Linked DNA regions of Homo sapiens: region 1 is linked to region 2. A link is an interaction called in ENCODE POLR2A ChIA-PET data of the cell type or tissue named here. Cell type or tissue: HepG2. All regions are shown on one strand. Links, peaks and the distances in the headings refer to the core of each region. The heading gives the core; the rest is flanking DNA.

Evidence for each region. Peaks named below come from ENCODE experiments on the same cell type or tissue, not always from the same donor. Only the 100,000 strongest peaks of a DNase experiment are listed, where the experiment ranks them.
Region 1: POLR2A ChIA-PET joins it to region 2 with 7 read pairs; 3 of 35 experiments call an interaction of 5 or more read pairs at or near these places.

What each region holds. Positions count from the first base shown.
Region 1 is chr19:4,823,506-4,826,412 of GRCh38, forward strand. All of the region lies in intron 1 of TICAM1 (TIR domain containing adaptor molecule 1), which reads right to left. Among named protein-coding and RNA genes, the nearest start is that of TICAM1, 6.8 kb to the right of the region's middle. In HepG2, for the core only: no CTCF peak of the experiment used is centred there; no DNase peak of the experiment used is centred there.
Region 2 is chr19:4,309,330-4,312,236 of GRCh38, forward strand. FSD1 (fibronectin type III and SPRY domain containing 1) reads left to right here. Exons shown (of 13, transcript NM_024333.3): 5 at 944-966; 6 at 1,146-1,267; 7 at 2,513-2,722. Among named protein-coding and RNA genes, the nearest start is that of FSD1, 6.2 kb to the left of the region's middle. In HepG2, for the core only: no CTCF peak of the experiment used is centred there; DNase peaks (open chromatin) are centred at 1,302 and 1,432.

The sequences.
Region 1 (2,907 bases), core at 207-2,706, 510 kb after region 2:
GCGCCTGAAATCCCAGCTACTCAGGAGGCTGAGGTGGGAGGATTGGTTGAGCCTGGGAGGTTGAGGCTGCAGCAAGCAAGCTAAGATCTCGCCACTGCACTCCAGCCTGGGTAACAGAGCAAGAACCTGCATCAAAAAAGGAAAAGGCAGGGGGCATTCAGATACAGACACGTAACTGCACAGAAGGAAGATGATGTGAGGAGACCCAGGGAGAAGGCGGCCGTCTGCAAGCTAAGGAGAGTCCTCAGAGGGAACCAACCCTACAACACCTCGATCTTGGACTTCCAGCCTCCATAACTGTGAGAGAATAAATTTCTGTTGCTTAAGCCATCCGGGCTGGGGCACTTTATTACCACAGCCACAGTAGCTAATACACTGCAGATACTTGCAGTCTAGATCAGCCTCAACACTCTCTGTCTGTGTTGTCCAGTATGGCAGCCCCCAGCTACCTGTGTCTACTGGGCACCTGAAATGTGGCTGTGGTAGTAAAGAGACACTGAATTTTAATTTTTTTTTTTTTTAGGATGAAGTCTTGCTCTGTCGCCCAAGCTGGAGTGCAGTGGTGCGATCTTAGCTCACTGCCACCCCCCTCTCCTGGGTTCAAGTTATTCTCGTGCCTCAGCCTCCCCAGTAGCTGGGATCACAGGCACATGCCACCACGCCCAGCTAATTTTTGTATTTTTAGTAGAGACAGGGTTTTGCCATGTTGGCCAGGCTGGTCTTGAACTCCTGACCTCAAGCTATCTGCCTGCCTCAGCCTCCCAAAGTGCTGGGATTACAGGTATGAGCCACCATGCCTGGCTTGAATTTTAACTTTTATCCAATTTTTTTTTTTTTTTTTTTTTTGGAGACAGAGTCTCGCTCTGTCATCCAGGCCGGAGTGCAGTGACGCAATCTCAGCTCACTGCAACCTCCGCCTCCTGGGTTGAAGAGATTCTCCTGCCTCAGCCTCCTGAGTAGCTGGGATTACAGGTTCGCACCACTATGCCCGGCTAATTTTTGTATTTTTAGTAGAGATGGGGTTGCCTCATATTGGTCGGGCTGGTCTGGAACCCCTGACCTCAGATGACCCACCTGCCTCGGCCTCCCAAAGTGTTGGGATTACAGGCGTGAGCCACCGCAGGACACAAAGAAGGGAACAACAGGGCCAGGCACAGTGGCTCACACCTGTAATCCCAGCACTTTGGGAGGCCGAGGCAGGTGGATCACCTCAGGTCAGGAGTTCAAGACCATCCTGGCCAACATGGCGAAATCCCGTCTCTACTAAAAATAGAAAAATTAGCCACGTGTGGTGGCGGGTGCCTGTAGTCCCAGCTACTAGGGAGGCTGAGGTGGGAGAATCACCTGAACCCAAGAAGTCGAGGCTGGAGTGAGCAGAGATCACACCACTGCACTCCAACTTGGGTGACAGAGCAAGACTCTGTCTCCAAAAAAAAATAAAATAAAATAACAGAGCCTGCTTAAGGGTGGTGGTGAGGAGGAGGGAGAGGAGGGTCGGGAGCGGTGGCTCACGCCTGTAATCCTAGCACTTTGGAAGGCCGAGGTGTGTGGATTGCCTGAGCTCAGGAGTTCGAGACCAGCCTGCGCAACATGGTAAAACCCCGTTTCTACTAAAATACAAAAAATTAGCCGGGTGTGGCAGTGTGCGCCTGTAATCCCAGCTGCTTGGGAGGCTGAGGGAGGAGAATTGCTGGAACCCGGGCGGCAGAGGTTGCAGTGAACTGAAATGGCGCCACTGCACTCCACCCTGGGCGACAGAGCGAGACTCTGTCTTAAAACAACAACAACAAAAAACTACCTATCAGGTACGACAGTTATTACCTGTGTGATGGAATAATCTGTACACCAAACCCTGTGACATGCCATTTAGCTATATAACAAACCTGGATATGTACCCGTTAATTTTTGTATTTTTGTAGAGACTGGGTCTCCCCATGTTGCCTGGGCTCAAGTGATCCTCCCACCTTGGCCTCCCAAAGTGTTGGGATTACAGGCGTGAGCCACCGCGGCCGGCATTTTATCTAATTTTTAATTAATTAAGGCAGGGTGCAGTGGCTCATGCCTATAATCCCAGTACTTTAGGGGGCTGAGGTAGGAGGATCTCTTGAGCCCAAGAGTTCGAGACCAGCCTGGGCAACAGTGAGACCCATCTCTACAAAAAATAAAAATAGGCCGGGTGTGGTGGCTCACGCCTGTAATCCCAGCACTTTGGGAGGCTGAGGCAGGTGGATCACCTGAGTTTAGAAGTTCGAGACCAGCCTAGCCAACACAGTGAAACCCTGTCTCTACTAAAAATAAAAAATATTAGCAGGGCATGGTGGCAGGTGCTGGTAATCCCAGCTACTCGGGAGGCTGAGACAGGAGAATCGCTTGAACCGAGGAGGCAGAGGTTGCAGTAAGCCAAGATCACACCATTGCACTCCAGCCTGGGCAACAAGAGCAAAACTCCATCTCAAAATAAAGAAACAAACAAATAAATAAATAAATAAAATTAAAATAAAAATAATTAGCTGGGTGTGGTGGTGCATGCCTGTGGCCCCAGCTCCTTGGTAGACTGAGGTCAGAGGATCGCCTGAGGCCAGGAGAATCAAGGCTGCAGTGACCGGAGATCGCGCCACTGCACTCCAGCCTGGGCAATAGAGTGAGACGCTGTCTCAAAAACAACAAAATAAAAAAGGTATGGAAGATGCCTCATTCGTAATGGAACATTATATTGGACCATGTTGGGTATATTGAGTTAAATAAAATATATTATTAAATGCATTTACATATTGGATTAATAAAATGTATTATTAGGAGATATATATATATATTTATTTATTTATTTATATATTTTGGAGATGGAGTCTTGCTCCATTTTCCAGGCTAGAGTGCAATGGCATGATCTCGACTCACTGCAACCTCTGC
Region 2 (2,907 bases), core at 248-2,747:
GCACACTAAGAACTGCATTTGTGTGAGTATATCCCAAAGAGTGCATGGGACATAGTCATGATTTATCTGAAATGCCAATTTAACTGGGCATCCTGTAGTTTTATTCAGTGAATTTGCCAGCTGTATGGGCTGGGTGTGGGCAGGAGGTTGGGGTGGGGATGGGAGCCTGTCTTGGCCATCCTCTGTCTTCAGGGCACAGTCCAGAAGTGCAGGGACACTTTGGCAAATACCTTCCTCGAGAGGCCTCAGTCTTCATGTCTGTAGAGTGGCTTTATGATTTGGTAGAAACAAATCTTTGGGCCGGGCGCAGTGGCTCACGCCTGTAATCCCAGCACTTTGGGAGGCTGAGGCGGGCCGATCATGAGGTCAGGAGATCAAGACAAGCCTGGCTAATACAGTGAAACCCTATCTCTGCTAAAAATACAAAAAATTAGCTGGGTGTGGTGGCGGGCGCCTGTAGTCCCAGCTACTCGGGAGGCTGAGGCAGGAGAATGGCGTGAACCCGGGAGGCGGAGCTTGCAGTGAGCCGAGATCGTGCCACTGCACTCCAGCCTGAACGACAGAGCAAGACTCCATCTCAAAAAAAAAAAAACACAAAAAATGAAACAAATCTTTGGGCCAGGCACGGTGGCTCATGCCTGTAATCCCAGCACTCTGGGAGGCTGAGGCAGGCGGATCACCTGAGGTCAGGAGTTTGAGACCAGTGTGGCCAACATGGCAAAACCCCATCTCTCTAAAAATACAAAAAATTGGCCGGGTGTGGTGGTGGGTGCTTGTAATCCCAGCTACTCAGGAGGCTGAGGCAGAATTGCTTGAACCCAGGAGGTGGAGGTTGCAGTGAGCCGAGATCTCTCCACTGCAATCCAGCCTGGGCAACAGAGCAAGACTCCGTCTCAAAAACAAAAAAAGAAATCTTTGAATGTTGTTCTGTTCCTCTCTCTAGGCTGCCAAGCAAATCAAAGATGGGTAAGACACTGGGGTCTGGCCCCCACCCCACTACCCTGCCCCTGGTGTGAAGACAGGGGCCACCTGGTGAGGGTGTCTCATCTCAGAGCCCTGGACGGGAGCCCTGGGGAGGGGCCCCCTCGCGCCACGGATGACCAGGCCTGGTCCCCCACGCAACGCCTGCCACCTCCTTCCTGCAGAGTGACCATGGCCCCTGCCTTCCGGCTATCATTGAAAGCGAAGGTCAGTGACAACATGAGTCACCTCATGGTGGACTTCGCGCAAGAGCGGCAGATGCTACAGGCACTCAAGTTCCTGCCTGGTGAGAGGGGCACGCACTAGAGGGCCAGGACTTCCGGGGAATGACCTGGGAGGCTAGGAGGCCCTGAAACAGGACCTGGAGTATGGTGGACGACCCGGTGTCTGAATTCCGCCTGGGGGAGGTGGAGCTCTGAGAATTCCACGCCCTGTGGGGGGTGGAGTTCTCATGGAGCCCCGCCCCTGGGTGGAGCCATGGGAAGACCCCACCCACTGTGTAGTGACATCCTGGGAAAACTCTGTACCCAGGGGTGGAACTGTGAGAATACCATGTCCTGTGGGGTTGGTTGAGTCCTCATGAGGCCCCGCCCTGGGGTGGAGCCATGAGAAGGTCAAACTCACCAGGTGGGAAAATCCTGTCCCCAGGGGTGGAGCCCTGAGAATAGCACGTCCTGTGGGGGTGGGGTATTCATCAAGTCCCGCCCATGGGTGGAGCCATCAGAAAGCCCCACCCACCAGGGGGTGAGGTCCTGGGAAAACTCTGTCCACAGGGGTGGAGCCCTGAGAATACCATGTCGTTGGGGGAGTGGAGTCCTCCCGAGACCTCCTCCCTGGATAGAGCCACGAGAAGGGCCTGCCCACCACATGGTAGCTCCTGGGAAAACCCTGTTTCCAGGGGTGGAGCCCTGAGAAGGCCACGTCCCCGAGGAGAAATGGACTGAGAACCCAGCCTGTCTATGATGCAGCCCCAAAGAAAGCCGCATCCCTCATTGGCAGAGATTTTGGAATAATTCTGCCTGTAAATGATGGAATCCCAAGAAAGCTCAGCCCTCCCCCAACCCACTGATGGAACCTTAGCGTCTCCATGGCCGGGCGCGGTGACTCACGCCTGGAATCCCAGCACTTTGGGAGGCCGAGGCGGGTGGATCACTTGAGGTCAGGAGTTCAAGACCAGCCTGGCCAACATGGAGAAACCCTGTCTCTACTAAAAATATAAAAAATTAGCCGGGCCATGGTGGCTCACGACTGTAATCCCAGCTACTCAGGAGGCTGAGGCAGGAGAATCGCTTGAACCAGGGAGTCGGAGGTTGCAGTGAGCCAAGATCGTGCCACTGCACTCCAGCCTGGGTGACAAGAGCAAGACTCTGTCTCTAAAAAAAAAAAAGTCTCCACCCTGCCAAACATGGAACCCCTTTGTGGCCATGCCCCCAAAATTGTCCAACATGTGGTTGGGCAGCCCTGCAGCAAGCCCCCTGCCCCCTGAACCAGGCACAGAATCCCGACCCCCTCTCCTTTCCGTCTTGGTCAGTGCCCAGCGCACCCGTGATCGACCTGGCTGAGTCCCTGGTGGCAGATAACTGTGTGACCCTGGTGTGGCGCATGCCGGATGAGGACAGCAAGATTGACCACTACGTGCTGGAGTACCGGCGGACCAACTTCGAGGGCCCGCCCCGCCTCAAGGAGGACCAGCCCTGGATGGTCATCGAGGGCATCCGGCAGACAGAGTACACCCTGACAGGTAAGGGCAGTGTGTGCCAGCTCCGCCCAGCTGTGAACAGCCACCTCTTCCAGCCTCCCGTCTCGCCATCAGTCACTGGGGGCCTTGGGGACGATCCCCAAAGCTCATGGGGTCTGGAAGCAGCCTGGGGAGGTGGATCAGAAATATGAGACAGTGGCCAGGCGCGGTGGCTCATGCCTGTAATC